Regions from separate parts of the Mus musculus genome. Here region 1 is linked to region 2. The links are chromatin loops, found by intact Hi-C in ENCODE. Cell type or tissue: gastrocnemius. All regions are shown on one strand. Each heading gives the region's core, and the rest is flanking DNA. Links, peaks and the distances in the headings are about the cores only. Region 1 has its middle 10 kb from the start of 4930503F20Rik. Region 2 has its middle 51 kb from the start of Gm26228.

Region 1 (8,329 bases), core at 293-8,292, 130 kb before region 2:
GGCAGATATGCCTTTATTGTTCTTATGAGAACTGGGAAGAAAAGCAGTGCAAAAGTCAGTGTTATCTATTCATTTAGTACACACTTTTTGTTGGAGTGCGTGGGTCATGGGACTGAGCATCAAATGCTCTGGCTTATTCTTTTGGATTGCTTACAGTTTGATGGAGGAGACAGACAAGGAACAAGTAAAGAAAGAACTTATTTTGGATTGTGAGATATAGATAAAGCAAAGAAAGAAACGAGAGGAGTGTATTTTAGGAAGAATTGAGTACTGTGCCAGGGAGGAGGGACAGAGGGACAGAGCATCCAATTACTTTGGGGTCATGCTGAGTTTGAGACTCCAGATGGATAGCTGCCTGCTGGTTTCTGGGCCTGTATGAAAGGTTGGGGCTGAAATGATGACTTTTAGAACCAATTGCTTGCCCATGATCACCTAGGGGCAGGTATGAGTCAGCCCACTGTCATCCACACACTCCAGTTATACCAGGAAGAGGGGGGATAAAGGCCAGGTGGTAAAAGAAAGAGGACTCCCCGAGCTCTTCGCAATGAGTGTTTGCAAAGGATGAGTGATAGGCCACCCCCCCCGAAAAAAATTGTTGCTGAAAAGTTAAGTCAAATGAGGATAAAGCATGAATCAGCGCCAGGATGGCTCATGCCCGTACGTCTAGCTGGGAAGCTGAACAGGGAAGCTTGGGATACATAGGGAGATCTGGGCTGCACAGACGCTGATTCAAAAACAGTTCTGGATTCAACGAGGTGATAAGAAAGGTTTAAAGAGTGGACAAGGAGCTGGAACCAGACAGAGGGGACAGTTTCCTCTTTGATCTTTCACAGAACCGTACTGGACTTTAATAAACATGCGTCTGGATAGCCTACACCTGAAATAATCCACGAATCTTAAAATGAAAATGTTCAGCCACAGGGCCTGAACATCAAGACCAGTAATCCCTCTTGAGAGGGTGCCCTCTGGGTTCATTTCCACCCAGGAAGGGTCATGTCCCTCTGATTGCCCAGCGTCCCCACACAACTCAGACGTGTGTAACAGTTCAGGTTGCGCAGAGGCTGCTTGCTGCACACAGCCAGAGCTCTTGTTCCAGAACACAGCGAGGCGCCAGGGCAAGTCAGGCTCGGGCACAGATATTTATTGATCTTGATTCACTCGATCCAAGAAAAGCTTGGCCACAGAGACTCCCGTTCAGTCACGCGGATATGGGGGTTGGGCACCAGCAAGAGAGAAGGAAATAGAATTTGAAGAAATCTGCCCTTAAGAAACTAACTCCTTGTGAACCTGGTGTCTGTGAGCCCGAGCATGCAATAGGGAAATGCTCTGTTGATCTTCAGAGGCAGTGGTGAATAGGGGCTCTGTTAGCAGCTGGCAGCCTCCCCTAGCAAGGCAGGCCAGTGAGAGGGAGGGAGCCCCAGCCTGTGAGGAAGTAGGCTTTCCTCCTGCAGCAGCAGGAGAGGGGTGGTGGGGGAAAGCCCTTACTTGTTTTAATGTGTTTGTTTTTGTTTGTGACAAATGATCTCACCAGAAAGGCCAGTTTGAACTCCAACTCTCTATTCCCCTGCCTCGGTCACCCAAGTTTGAGAATCGTAGGTGTGTGCTACTAAGCCCAACTGGACATATATGTTTATGTCGAACTGGTCTTCATTTTCTCTCTGGCCTGTTCCAGCTGGCAGCCAGAAAATGGGGTTCATGGGTGAACCTGACTTTGTTTTTATATACTTGGCCACAAAGACATCACCATCAGAAGAAAAGTGAAGACAGTCTGTCTTTATTTTATTCAGGAAGAAAAAGGTTAGCTTCTGAGAAACCAGCTGGCATTGCCTGATGGTTTGCAACATTCCTTCATTGCCTCTGGTGTTCTGCTTTGCAGACAGGAAATCAAGGGAAATGACTCAACCAAGTCCATGCTGTGACTGACAGACACATGTCCTCAAGTAAATAGCGCCTCTGATATTCCCCAAACTTGATGATGCTTGCAGTCCCACAGGGATTTCTGTCCTTGACAGTGGACTTATGATAACATAGAATGTAAAGTGTCCGCTGCCTAAGAGTGGAGTATCCTAGCTGCCCGGAGATGACATACCAGTTAGTCACTTTTCTCTTTTTTCTGTGGCCAAATTTCTGGAAAGAAGCAACTTAAGGGAGGAAGGATTTATTCTGGCTCATGGTTTGAGAGCGTACAGTCCATTATAACCATGAAGGAAGGCTTGGAAGGAAGGGAGGAAGGAAGGGAGAGAGGAAGGGAGGGAGGGAGGGAGGGAGGGAGGGAGGGAGGGAGGAAGGAAGGAAGGAAGGGTGGGCAGCTCCTTGGTGGCAGGAGGATACATGGTCTGCTCAGGGAAACAAGCTAGACCAGAGGTAGGGCTGGCTGAGCACCCTCAGAGCTTATGTCTACAGCTATGTGGCCACTAAAATTAGACATTGTGCCTCCGAGGTTCAGCAACCTCCTAAACCAGCATCATCCATGGTGGACCAGGTGGTTATACGAGCCTGGGGCAGGGGAGGGGGCATATTTCCCACTCAAACCACAGCAGATGGTCTGTCCTGTTTGGCTCTCATGGTGAGGAGATTCCCACTAGAGTTGACAGTGGGGACATCTGTGCCTTTCTCATAGCTACACTGGTCCCAGAACTCACCATTCCTTCTCACTGGTGATCCCCACTTCTTGAAGCTGCATGGTGCACGTCAGTACACATGCTGTGGTGCCTGATACGTTCACATTGGTCATCCTTGTCATAAGCCCCTTTTATCCAGTTGTGGCAGCCAAGGCCCAGAGAGAGTCAGCAACCTGCCTTACATCACATGACTGAGACATAAACCGTGGACTCGGGGACCTCGGGATCACATGTTAATGCCTTTTCCTTGATCCACACACGTCTACTGCACAAGTTCTAAAGACCTTACCTGGACTCCCTTTAAATGGACCCCAATCACTAAGTTGCAAAGTAGAGCCCCCAGAGGGTGTGGTCTGTCACCTGCCAGTGGAGACCTGCTCATCACTCACACAGCACCATTTATAATTTTTTTTTACCTCCCCCATCACTGGATTTGAAGATACTGGATTTGTTGTTGTTTTATTTTGTTGTTTTTGAGACAGGGTCTCGCTGTGTAGCTCTGGTTGTCTTGTAACTCACTGTGTAGACCAGTCACCTGCCTCTGCCTCCCTGGCACTGAGACTAATGGCAAGTGTCAAAACCACCCAGCAAAGATGCTGGTTTGTCAACAGGTACACCTGGTTTGTCAGTATTCATGCTACGGAGGCAGAAACAGATAGAGATTTGACTAAGTTCACTTACTCTCTAAATGGTAGATTCAAGGGGTAGATCCTTCTGGATTCCCAAACTGCCAGGCTTGCTGTATACTTGCTCTCTGCCCTGCCAGCCCCATGACAGGAAGCGGAATGGTTCCCAGCACCTTGAATTCTGATTTGCTGATGCGCACTCTTCTTTCTCCACACAGATAGCTGTGCGTGGATCTGTTCCAAAGCCAAAGGGAGGCTCTGAGTAGACCCTGAGCAGCACCTTTTATACTTTTGCTGGAGTCTTCCAACACGAAAGAGGGATATATAGTCTGCTGTATCCTCCTGGCAGCCTTTGTCCCCTCCCACTTTCTGTCCCAAGTATGTGGCTCTTCAGAAAGACTGTTTCCTTCCCTTCTTCTTGGCTACTGATGTTAAGTTAAAATGGGCTGGATTCTGATCCCCAAGAATGTCCCCTGCTCTAACCCTTAGGGGATATTATGTGCTGACAGCTAGGAAGCTAATTGTATCTGTTAGCACCAGGAACTGCTCTCCTCTTTCCCTCTCGCCCTCGACCCCCCACAGCACCTCCAAACCAGAAGGCAAAAATTAATGGTTCTATGCTCAAAGTTCATTTCAACCACCCCACAAAGACAATGGCAATGGATTTTCTGGGGTGCTGGATTCTGTTCTAGTATTGTTGAGCTCTGAGGAAAGGGTCAAATCGAGACTGGAGATGTTGAACTCACTCCCACCCCATGACATTTTTCCCCCTATTTTGAGACCTAGAGCCTTGGCAGAGATGAGAGAGCCTTCTAAATGGCCCCTCCACTCAACCTGGTTCCAGTGCTCCAGACCTAATCTGACCCTCCGAAGACGCCAGTACACTTACTCTTGGCACAGCCCAGCTTCCTCCTGCAATATAAATGAAAGCATAGAAGGCTTGTAAAGTTGACTCCAAATGGATCATGTGTATCTACAAACTCTTAAAACCCAGCATTTGGATGAGCTGCTTGGAGATGGATCAGTAACACATGGAGCATATTTTCTCTAAACTGCGCGTGGGCCTCTGAAACCGAGGGGAAGGAGCCTGGCTGCTCCGTTTGGGAGCTTGGGATCTCCGAACAATTGAAGTGTCAGCACATGTTCCCTAGGCAGAAGAGTCTTTGGCCCATTCCCTCAGACTCTCATTTCTCTCCCTGGGAGACCCGTTAGGGGAGAAAGGAAATGAGGAATTGATGGGGAGGGGAAAGGGTGTGCAGAGGGTCTGCAGAAGGTAGACTACCAACTTGGGGATTGCAGTCATGTGGACAAACGGAGAGTCTGGGAGGAAGCTCAAACTGTCTCAAAATCGGTATCTGCACCAGGATCTTTTGGCTTGTCTCTCAATGATTCAGGCAGTGTTCCTTCTGGGCTGGCCATGGATCTTGCAAATGAGTACGCACATCATGTAGAAACTATTTGTGTCCCGGAGTGGCCAGAGCACGTATGGGTGATTGGAGCCATGCGGACATTTCCGTGAGGCCTGGTAATATGTAAGCTGTGCTGCCACGAACCGTTGCTCGCCTGGTGTCTGACTCATGACATGCTCTTTTCCACCTGCTTACTTAACATGATGTCTGTTGGCTAAGTTCTGAGCTGAGGTCCACAAATGGTACTTTGAGATCAACTCAACTTTTGACACGTGGCCAAAATAAGATCCCACATGTTTAAGGTTAATGACCATCTGGTGTCTAAAAGGCCAGGAGGACCGAGGATGTGTGGGAAGCACACTGAAGATAATCTCTGATGACTTTACAGATCTATCCAAGAGCTCATAGCTCCTCACTGACATCTGACGGTGGTGTGACTCACCCCGATGTGCAGCCATCTGTCCAAATGTCCATCTATGACTGGACACTGAGTTCCCTCACAATCTGGTTCTTTTTGTTGCTGGATGGGAAGCAGTGTGGTTGGCAGGATGGCACTAGACAAGTCTGGGCTTCCAAAGCTGGGAGAGTCACTGTGTCTTGTCCTTCGCTACGGTGGCTTCAAAAGGTTCCATTTGCTTTACCAGTTTCCTGGGTTAGAGGTCTGGGTTTATTCACTTCCTGTGAACTTGCAGATTTCAAAGTCAGAGTTCTCACTTTCTCACAGTACATAACTGCAGCAGGAAGGCTACTCTGTACTCAGAGTGTCATGAAACTTATGCCAAGTCACCCTTTTCTGGGCCCTTATCTCAGGAAGCGTCTAAGAGAAGACACACCTGTCTGGGATGTTATGGGGAGGGATGTAGGTTTTAAATGGGAAGCTGGAGAGTGAGAGGTGGACTCCAGTCTACTCTCCAGCTCTGCAGCACAGATTGCTGCCCGGTAGAGCTTCAGAAAGGAGAAAACAAATCATCCGACCAGGGGCATCTTCGCACGTAAGAGGGATGCAAACTCAGAGTAGCCCCAATGTGCACTGCTATTGGTGGAGGTGCAGGGAAGGGCCATTCTTAAACGTATGTATTGCTGTACTTTGAAGTTTATAGTGAATGTCCAGTCCTTTGTTAACAAGGCAAAAGGGACTTAAAATAACACACATACAGGCAGAGTTTGGAATAGATGGCTGTGCCCTGGGAGATTTGATTCAGGTCAGCAAAGGCTTAGGGAAAGAGGATGTTGGTAGTGAAGGAGAAGGGTTGTCAAGCAGGTTGGAGGCGAGCACTTCATCATTGGTTAGAGTGTGTGGGTCCCCATGAAGAGACAGGACTGCACAGCCTGGATGCTAATGTCAACTCTGGGTGGTTGGCATACTCAAGCAGGCAGAGCAGGAAGGAAAGAAAAAGAGGTTAAGCCTGGTCTACAAAGTGAGTTCCAGGACAGCCAGGGCTACACAGAGAAACCCTGTCTCGAAACCCCTCCCCCCCAAAAGGGATTAAAGCTTGATCCTGGCAGTTACGTGGCAGCTTCAGTTTCTAACCAGAAGGTTTTACCAAAAGGCAATCAAGCCAGGGGCTGCTCTGTGCTCGTTTTAGAATTTTAGATTTTGTTTAGGGATACAGAAGATGCTTGGGGGCTGCAAGGCTGGAATCAGCAGACACATTCAGTCTGGACTTACTTTCAACCTGGTTAAAGAAGCCAACGGGAGGTATAGGGCTTGCTGATGATCTGTATGAGGAACAACTGTAGTGTGGAGGCCCCAAGTAGCATCTGTACTCCTTTAAAGCCCCTCCGAGCCTCATCTCTCCACTGTGGAGAAGGTGCCCAGCAGGGTCTCATCAGACCATCAATCTTCATTAAGTTTATCATTGTCTTGAAGAGAGCGGGCAGGGTATGGAAAAGCTGCCTGATGGAAGGCTATGACCCTAGACTGTTTGGAAAGCAAAGCTAATTGACCATAGGAAAATCAAACAGAAACCATCACTGGTGTTTCAGCTCCTGAGTGCTGGGCACATCTCTTGGTCATGCTTCAACCTCATGGCCAACAATGGAGATGCCAGGAGGCATTTGCTGACTCTTCCGGGCAGTGGAAAGACACAGAGACAGGGCAGATGTCTCTTCATTAGCATGTGCTCTCACACACGCTGCACTGGAAGAGAGGGCAGTTAGAGGGACACAGATGGAGTTTGCAGTACGTGAGACCCTCCCTTCTTCGTTCAGCACAGAACTATTTCATTTGTTTAATTGAGGTATAATTGATAAATTAAATGTATATATTTAAGGTATACAATGCAGTAATATACAACTCAACGTTTTGTGAAGTACCTTCTGAGGTAATGCCCAAAACAAACTGATTAGCCTCACTGTCATTTCATATAACACTTTTTATTCCTGTTCCTTGCATCCTAACCATGGAGCTTATACAATTCTAAGTCAATTGCTTGGGTTTATATCCCTTTTATTAGTTAGTTTATTAGTCACTATAATGGCTATTCCTGATTGTCAACGTGACTACATCTGGAATGAACTACAATCCCCAAATGGAGGGCTCACCTGTGATCCAGATCTTGAGGCTGGAAGATGCAGGCTTCAGATTGAGATCTTGTCATGGAGGTCTCAAGGCACAGTGGCCATGAAAAGCTTAGGCCCAGGCAAGGTAGTGCACATCTTTAATCCCAAGAGACTGAGGCAAAGAGATCCCTGAGTTCAAGGTCAGCCTGGGACAAAGCAAGTTCCAGGTCCAGGTGTGGTGGTACACACCTTTAATCTGGGCTACACCTTCTGCTGGAGGCCTACAGAAGGATATCGGAAGAAGGAAGGCACTCTGCCTGTTTACACTTAATTGCCAGCACATCTGTTGGAACCTACTTCTTCAGGACCCCAGTTTATACAGAAGACCAGCTGAAACAACTAGCCTCGTGGGACTGAGCAACTACTAGATTTTTCTATTTCCCATTTGCAGCTGCCCATTGTTGGGTTACTTGGACTACATACAGGCTGTAAGTCTTTACAATAAATTCCCTTAATATATTGAGACATTCCATGCATTCTGTAACTCTAGAGAACCCTGACTAGTACAGTCACTTTGGTAAATCTCTGTTGGAAGACCCTGTTATTAAGGGATCGGTCCATCATGTTCAGACAGCTCTCCGAGCTTGGAGTAAATGGAGGACTCTCTCTTTCTCCAGGGCTTCCTCCTCTCTGCCTGATCTTATCTGGAGAGTGTCTCTAAGCACAGGTGCCTGACCTTATCTAGAGGATGACCCTGCACAGAGCTTCCTGCATGTGCTCATAGTTCAGCCTATAAACCCTTCCCGCCATATGATCAGTAGGTACTGTGTTATGACCGATCAGCCCTTTCCCTCTGTAACCTCCCCCAAACCTCTGGGAGATCAGACCAACTCCATCTTGAGTTCAGGCTCCATCTTAGAGAAGCTGACCTGAGTTAAACACCAGACCTGTTACCTAACATTAGTCTCCAGGTCACTTCCTAACAATTGGGAAGAAAACAGAAGTTACAGTTGTACCTGAGGATCTTTACTTATGAAAGTTTACCGTTTGGCTCTCTGTACCAGCCAATCACTTTAAAGGGCAACAAATCTCATAATACCCCCCCCCCATCAGATGCGTGCCAAGCTGGATGCCCCTCTGTTTGTTTACTTGCCTCTATAAATGCTTGCTT
Region 2 (8,329 bases), core at 24-8,023:
AGATGTGGGAACAAGCCCCACTGGCCTTCACTAAGGCCTTCTTAGACGATCTTTAACAAAACAGCTCTCTGAGTCTATTTTAGCTTGTTCACATTATTTTCAGGGTTGGTTTAAACATATACATTTTATTCAGGGTGAACCAAGGGTTATATAGTTTTAGGGGAAGGTGTGAGAATATCCAGGAAGGGAAAAGGTCATTGGCTGAAGAATAGGGTACCGAGATGCCTCATTAGCACGGGGAGGGGATCAGAGAGCTGGGTACCAACCAACTGCTTGTGAGCACCTGGTTGGGGTCACCTAGCTCCATGCTCAGAGGCAGGCATGAATACAGGGAAGGAGCCACTTTCTGCTCCTTCCAGGGCTCTGAGCATGTTCTATTTCACCAGTTCCTCACTAGTTCTTCTTGTGGCAAGGTCCACATGCTCTACAGGAAACAACTGAAGGGAGGAAAGACTTGGTTTTTAGTTCCTGGGTTGAGAGAGGTTCAGTTTATCCTGATCAGGGAGGAAGGCATGGCGAAGCAGGCCAGTTGATGGCATCAGGAGAGTGTAAAAGAGCCCATTCGTATTACCACAGCCCCGGAAGCTGAGGAAGGTGCAAGAACCAAGGATGGGGATGACACTCAAGGCCCACGCCCTAGTAACCAGTTTCTTCCAGCTAAACACCCCCTAAAAAGGCTCCACAGCCTCCCAAAACTGGTTTGCTGTGGTGCCTAAGAGAAAGCTTGAGAGACATTCCAAAGACAAGCCACATCTGTGACACAACACTACCTTTTCTTTCTGCCCCCTTTCTCTTTGCTGTCTCCACACTCATCTTTGACTTATTCCTCTCCTCTCTTTTTTCTCTCCCTGTCATAGTGTCTTAGTTAGGGTTTCTATTGATGTGATGAAACACCATGACCAAGACTAACTTAGGGAGCAAAGGGTTTACTTTATTTCCACATCACAGTTCATCATCTAAGGAAGTTAGGACAGGGACTTAAACAGGCCAGGAACATGGAGGCAGGGGCTGAAGCAGAGGCAACAGATGCATGCTATTTGCAGCTTGCCCTTCATCTTTCCAAGACCATGAGCCCAGGTACGGCACTTCCCACAGTAAGCTAGACCCTCACACATCAATCGAGTAAATACTCCAAAGGCTTGCCTATAGGCCCATCTAGTAGGAGCACTTTCTCAATTTAGGTTTCTTCTTTCTAAATGACTCTTGTTTATATCAAGTTGACAGTAAACTAGCACGCACACATAGTTAACTTCAGCTGTCAACTTGACACAATTAGAGTCACCTGGGAAGAGGACGCCTCAACTGAAGAATTGCCTCCATCAGATTGACCTGGAAGCCTACCCATAGGACATTTTCTTGATTGCTAATTGATGGAACAGAGTCCAGACCACTGTGGGCAATCCATGCCCAATGGGCCTGAGTTGTACAGAAAAGCTAGCTGCGTAAGCTAGAAGGAGCAAGGCAGTAAGCAGACTTCCTCCATGATTTCTACTTGAGTTCCTGCTTAATGTCCGTGCCATGACTTCTACCAGTGATGCATTACAGCCGGGAAACATGAACCAAATCTACCCTTTCTTCCCCAAGTTGCTTCTGGTCACGGTGTTTATAACAGCAACAGTCAGAAGACCAGAGCAATTCTCTTCTACATTTCTTTTCAACCAGGACCCCTGCCTTGACACAGCTGTGCCCAAGGCCTTCTGGGAGCTTGTCTCAGCTCCTCTTTATCCCACCTTACCTAGCTCTAGCCCCATGCTTGCTCTCATCCTGCCCCACCCCCAGGCTTCACCCCGACCTCACTGAGCCACGCTATGCCTGCTCCCTCCACTTGGAGATGTAGAATCCCACCATGCTCCTGCTCTTGGGTAGCTAATGTCACTCTGTAGTGTGGGTCTATCTCAGGCAGGCTCAGGAATCCTATTTCTCCATCCCCTTTCCTCTCCATATGGGTGGAAAGAGATGTGGGTGGTGAAGTCTACGCTGTCCTTTCCGCATAAGAAAGCAGCAGGGGCATATACGAAGCATCCCTATCCACAGCACTGCTCCCAAAGCTACCTGTCCAAACTCTGTGACGCAGTGGCTTGGGGATGGGGAAAATCCTTCTCTCCTTAATTCATAAATTAGTCAGAAGACTAATGGCACTGGGTGCTTGTCAACATCTTCCTCTTGGACAAGAGGCCAAAGTGAAAGCTCACAGGTACGTTACAGTCATGGAAAAGGTCCAAGGAATGAGAGCAAAGTTCTGTGCCATTTACAGGGACTTGATCCCCTAGGAGCTCAGAGAGACCCAGGAAGGAAGCATTGTGGTAGAAGGGAGAGCTGCAGGGCACAGTAGGTTTGCAGGACTCTCACAGGCTCCCCAAAGCAGCGTTCTCCTCTTGTGTGCTGCCAGAACCTCCAAATTTCAAGACAAACTGCAGATCTAGATTTTTTTCCCGATGAAAATGTCAAAACACAATCCAAAGGGTTTTTTGTTTTTTTTTTTTGAGAAGCACTCTGCAAGCCAAATCAAACATACCGACAGAACAAATATGGCCTGTTAACCATGGTTATGACCTCTCTGCTGTATCCCCAACATCCATCCTGACCCAGGACCTCCTGGGAGCTGGCAAGAGACTCCCTGCTTCCCACACACGGCTCTCCAGTCCCACCACAGTCCTGGGGCCCAGCCCTCCCAAGAGCTGTCTCAACACTCAGATGACCCTCACTGTGTGTAGACTCCAGGCCAGTCAGCTTGCTCTTAACCCGCTCTGCAAAGCTGGTTATAAACAAGTTAGATGTCAGGTGGTGTCCAAAGTAGCCCTTGAAGAACAGGCTGCTGTTAGAGTATTTGCTTGTTCTCTGGCCCGTAGTCTTCCGTCACAGGAGAGCCTCACACACAGCTACGCTGTGTCTCATCTCAGGCAGCCAGGGACATCATCAGGACACATCTCATCCCCATGGCCTAGGGAGCTAGGGAGCTCTCTGTGGGCTGACTCCTCAGATGATCAGGGGCGGGGTGTCTGGGAGGGTAATCAGCTATGTGAGCTTGGAAGGAGCTTAAGCCCCGTGGGCCTCAGTTCTTTACCTATAAAACAGAAAGCCTACCTCTAAAATTAGATGTTATAGAAATCCCTCACCTGAAGGCCCCGAAACAAAGAGAGTAGTAGTGGCTGGTACCACTGATCCCTGTGGCAGAGGATGGCCTACATTTAGCCCTCTTGGTTACCTGTGGTGCAGAGATCACCTTTTGTCTTCCCCCCAGTGTACCGTGGCTATGTCACAGATAGATACAAAGCTTCAGGGACAGTAACTACTGAGCAAATATGGAGCTATGACTCCATGCCTTGCAGCCGTCCTGGCGTGATGCTCCCCTGGCTGAGACCCCCCCTTTGCCTTTCTCTAACTCCCCTGTCCTTGGGTTGGCTTGCTTTCACTCAGAGTCTGCTGTTGGCTCTGAGGCCCAGCATGTGCAGACCCAAGGCCGGCTAGTCACTGAACCTGCAAGGAAGGGAGGGTCTGGTCCCTCAGCTACTCATCTTGGCCTTAAAACAGCTCTCTTCACACATCACAAGTTCACTCCTGTGAGCGACATCCCTGGACAGAGGTGAAGCAGCTCTTGTGGGCTCCTGTGTCATCCTGGGCATTCTGAGGGCTATGGTGCTTGTCTTTTAGGCCATCATAAATTTTTGTTCCTATTTCTCTCCCAAAATCCACAGACTTCTATGGGACCTTGAAGAGACCGAGCTGGGGGTGCCCTTCCTGTTATGATGAATCCTGGGCTTGGGCTGGAACCCCTTCTTTTTTTCTTGCTTTTTTTTCACATCCAGCTCTGGACTGTGCATGACTTTCACAGGGCCAAGCAGAACTGAGGGGGTCCAAGAGTCCTGGCTGTTCCCTTACCCCCCACTGTGTGACATCCTGTGGTATTATTAGAACAGGAGGTGATGAGGTGAAGACGGTTTGTCAGCTAGGACCCGGGCTAGATTACCCTCTAAACCATGCCAGAGGTGGGCCCACACTCAAAAAAATGCACAAATGTGAATTCCAGCTGTAGAAGGGCATCCCGGCCCTCTCAGAGGCACACTGCCCTCTGCTGGTCTTGCTGAGAATGCAGCGCCACCGGGGCTCTGCTGCAAGGACCTGAATGGAGAGGGAGAATCAGATGGGGGTGTATGTGCACACATCACTTCCTCTCCCCCTCCCCCCCCGATTACTCATGCCACAGTGACATGTCTCCTGGAGATCAGCCCCTCAAAGTGTTGGCATTTCTAACAAATCAGTCGCATAGTTAGCCCATAGATACATGAGTACCTGTGGTGTAATCACAGGGCTGCAAACCGCCTTGTCCGGAGAGCCTCTGACTTCCATGTCTTGTGTTCAGTTTGTCAGAGTCCTATCACATCTAATGTCCCCTACCTCTATGCAACTTGTGTTTGCTCCTCTTTCCAGGACATGTGGCCAGGGTCCTTATCAAGTACTGACCTCTGTTCTCTCCTGCACCCACCAACCCTGCTGGCACTCAGTTCTTACCCACACAGCTTGCACAGGCCAAAATCCAGGGGTCTCTGATAAAGGAAGACTCATAGTTCCTTGAAATAAGACCTTATCTATAAGTCTCGGCTGTAATAGTAGAGACATACCTGAACATGAACTTGTTTTGGAAGGGTAGCAGCTGGCTAAGCCAAGATGACAGCAAACAGGGGGAGGATTTTCTGTCACCAGGAGCCATCAGAGGTAAGAAATGGCATCAACTCCCTGACATTCCTCTCCCAGACAAACTACTCCACCCACCCCAGTAGTAGTGAACCCTAGATACACCATGCAGCATCTGCGTCAGAGGCAGCCCATTGGACACACACACACACACACACACACACACACACACACACACACACACACGCCTGTGCCTCAAGCCTTTGGACACTCACTTGCTCCCTGATCCCTTTCCTACTAAACAGGGATCCCTGAGGTGCCTCCTAGAATACTCACACATCAAGAAGTATTCCTTCCCTCCCCTACCATTTCCAGAGCCCAATCTCATGCAGGTTCTTGGGGTTCTGTCTGAAAGAAAATACACAGAGAGAATACATCCTTTGCCTGGTCTCCAGAGGGAGCCTTTCAAAAGAGTTACATTCACATGGATAGCTTTGGTTCTCTGGAGGGCAGTGACTGGCCACCAGGGCTATGCGTCCTGTGGGGTGAGACTGGGCAGCCAGCAAGCTGTTGTTCATGCTCCACAGTAAAGCCAGGCAGGCCCTTCCTCCATTGGAGGAGGTAGCAGCCAAACAAGGGGCCTGGGATACAGAGCCCTAATGGCCCATTTAAGTAGCTCCCCTCATGCAGAAGTTTCCCACATGACCTTCTAGCCAGGGCCCCAGGCATTCTCGCCTCCACAGCAACTACAGCCTCCTCTGCTTGGCATTCTGTCCAGTCAGGGCATGAAGGAGGCTCAAAGGGAGGGAGGAGGAGGGCAGCAGAGGAGGCTGGGCTTTACTGGCTGAGACCTTTCCTGTGAGAACTGTTAGCCCTCTCTGTCTGGTTCTGCCCCTTTGCGATACCCAGAGAAGACCAGGACCTACATCAGGTGGGGGACTCCTCAGCTAACTCCAATTCACCACACTTCTTCCAGGATGCTGCATGACGCCCGTGACAGCAGCTTCAATCCCTTAAACTCTCCTTGCTCACCTGAGTTCAAATGACTGACATGTCTAAAGAGAGAGAGGATTCATACACTAACTCATACGTGGCGTTGGCCACTGTGGCCATTTGCCTAGACTTGAGCTTCCTGGATCTGGCTATGTGAGGCCCACCAAGCTCTGCTGAGCCTTGAGCTACCATCACCCATGTCTTCTACACAATGCAGGCTCTTTGCACGAGTACCTCGTCCATTGATGGTTTAAGCATAGATTTAACCAACCATGAGTAGAAAAGAGTTGGAAAACACAACTATATACTGAGCGAGCACATGATTTTTGTCTTCCATAAACCACTACCTAAAAGACACACACATAATATTTGCATTGTATTTAGTAAAAGAAGTCTCATCTAGAGATGATTAATTATACAGGAGGGAACACAATCACTAGCTAATATAACGCCATGTAAGGCACTCACTATCTGAAGTCTGCTGTCTGTAGGGAGGGCTGGGCTCTAACCAGGCCTCTGGCTCTTCCCCCAAAGAGTCCTGAGGGCAGAGGTCCTGCATCTGTCCAGCTTCTAGTCCACCTTAGCACTCCATCCTGTCCCTGTAGCCTTCCAACATTGTCCTCTGTCCATGACATAACCTTGTCTTCTGTCACATGCTGCTCATAGGTCAGAAGCCCTGAGCCCCTAGACGTTTCAAACGTCTGTGCCTGCCATGGTCATTGGAACCTTTGTGCACATGACAGCTTCCAAGACCTTTGAGCCTAAGCATAGTCCCATCCATACCTGATCCATGTCGGTGAGGTCAAACAGCAGGCTTCCCTCTTACTCTGTGATCTTACTCTACTCCTGCTTGATTTCCTGTTCTCATCCCAGCTCCTTACTGGAGGCAGTGCTGAGAGCTGGACTAGAGTTTGCATTGACTTACAACGTACTCTTTTGGTGTTTTCTGCCCAGTGTGAGCTTAGATGGTTGCCTGAAGACCATCTGAGCCTTTTGAAACTAGATTCCCAGGTGGCCAAGAGAAGAAGAATGGGAAGAAGATGTGAGGGTTGATTCACAGTGGCCAGCAGCCACTGTCTTCCACGTTGGAAGCCTGAGACCAGTCAGGCAGGCTTCAATGAGATCCTCTGCAAACAGGAATTGGAAGTGTTCTCCACAGGCTCATGTTTGAACATTGGTCTCTAGCTGGTGGCACTATCTTGAGAGGCTGGGAAAACTTTGGGGGAAAGAGGTAGGTTGCTAGATGAGCCTTCACATCATTACAATTCCTGCCCTGCACTCTGCATTCTGGCTCCCTGCATGTCTTCTACAACAAGGTTGTACTTCCTCATCCTTTTGAAAAACTTCTGCCAACTGGGTAACAACTATCCAAAATATGAGCCTATGGGGCCGTTCTCATTTAAGCTACCATATGTGGTCACAGTGATGTGAAAGTAATCAACATACCCATACTCTTGTGGATAGGCCAAATAACAAAAGAGAGCATCACCAGTGGACAGACATAATGGGGACACCTGCTGGGATCTCTAGATCCTACATCCTTGACCCACAGAAAGCACAGAAAGTCTCATCCACTGTATATGGAAATGTAAATAGCTACTTCAATTTCTTCCTGAATATAAGAACTTCAAAATACATCTCAATAGCACAGAATAGCTTGTGTGGGCCATTTCCCTAGTATCAAACATTTGGGCCACACAGGAACAGTACTTCCAAATCACACAAGGAGACACAGATTCTAAATCAACAAGTCAGCCCTCCTTGGTGGGTATGCTTAGTTGTATCATTTCTACAGTACACAGTGGTACCCATAGGATCTGGAGCTCTGGGAAGGATGGAAGGATGTGTCTCGACATCTTCTGGGCCCTGGGAATGTGAGGGCCTCCCTGCCTTTCCTCAAGGCAAAAGTGTCCTGTGAGAACCTGGTATATAGTGGCTGTCCAGAAAAAGCTGGTAGGTGTTCATCCACTGAGGAATGCTGAGGTCCCCAGACCCCTGGTAGACACAATTCCTCTGTAAGAGGCTACAGCCCTGTGGAGCATGTGTGTGTCTGTCTCGCTGAGGGAGGGGATTGTGTTGGGACAACTGGAAGCCTCTTTTCATTCCTCTGCCAAATGGGCCCCTTGCCAGGACTATGATCCAGGGCATCCTTGCCAAGTTTCCAGGCTCCTGTCATGCTGCACTTCTGCCCTGGGGCAGGATGGGGGAGCCCTGTTCTGTCTCACTTCTTCTGAGACAAATCAAACTGAAGAGAGTTGGCTCACGTCAAGGATCAAGACTCTTCTTTGCACACACTTCTGGGAAGGGGATGAATTCTTGTGGATCTTTTCCATGAGATTCTGGCGGAGGGCTCTGGAGGGACCTATCACTAATTCCTAGGGGGAAATACAACACAGAGGAGCACAATACCAGTCACAACAGGCTCCAACACTAAAAAGAGACATTCAACACGGGTCTCTAAAGGCCAGTAGTGATTGTGGCACTCGGGGCATACTGCAGCCTGCACAGTACCCTGAGAGACACAGGCAGTGGGAACCACTGTGGGCAATGAAGAGATAAAACAGCAGACAAGGTAGATCTGGGCTCAATGCTTCTCCTCGGCCCTGTCATCTTGAGCTTCCGGGTATGCAGCAAGTACCCACAGCTCTGAGCCTCTCCAAGTCAGTGTGGCTCCTGCTGCCCAGGGGCCAGGATGGACGATGAC

Evidence for each region. Hi-C counts contacts between places; a loop is a spot of excess contacts. Peaks named below come from ENCODE experiments on the same cell type or tissue, not always from the same donor. Only the 100,000 strongest peaks of a DNase experiment are listed, where the experiment ranks them.
Region 1: it touches region 2 in a loop (2.0-fold over the local background); 2 of 42 quality-filtered maps call a loop at or near these places.

Annotation. Positions count from the first base shown.
Region 1 is chr14:33,817,544-33,825,872 of GRCm38, reverse strand. No RefSeq gene overlaps it. Among named protein-coding and RNA genes, the nearest start is that of 4930503F20Rik, 10 kb to the right of the region's middle. In gastrocnemius, for the core only: no CTCF peak of the experiment used is centred there; DNase peaks (open chromatin) are centred at 1,165, 1,353 and 5,113; H3K27ac peaks cover 810 bases.
Region 2 is chr14:33,691,327-33,699,655 of GRCm38, reverse strand. No RefSeq gene overlaps it. Among named protein-coding and RNA genes, the nearest start is that of Gm26228, 51 kb to the right of the region's middle. In gastrocnemius, for the core only: CTCF peaks have their summits at 4,076 (motif pointing left) and 7,809; DNase peaks (open chromatin) are centred at 4,064, 5,321 and 7,766; H3K27ac peaks cover 36 bases.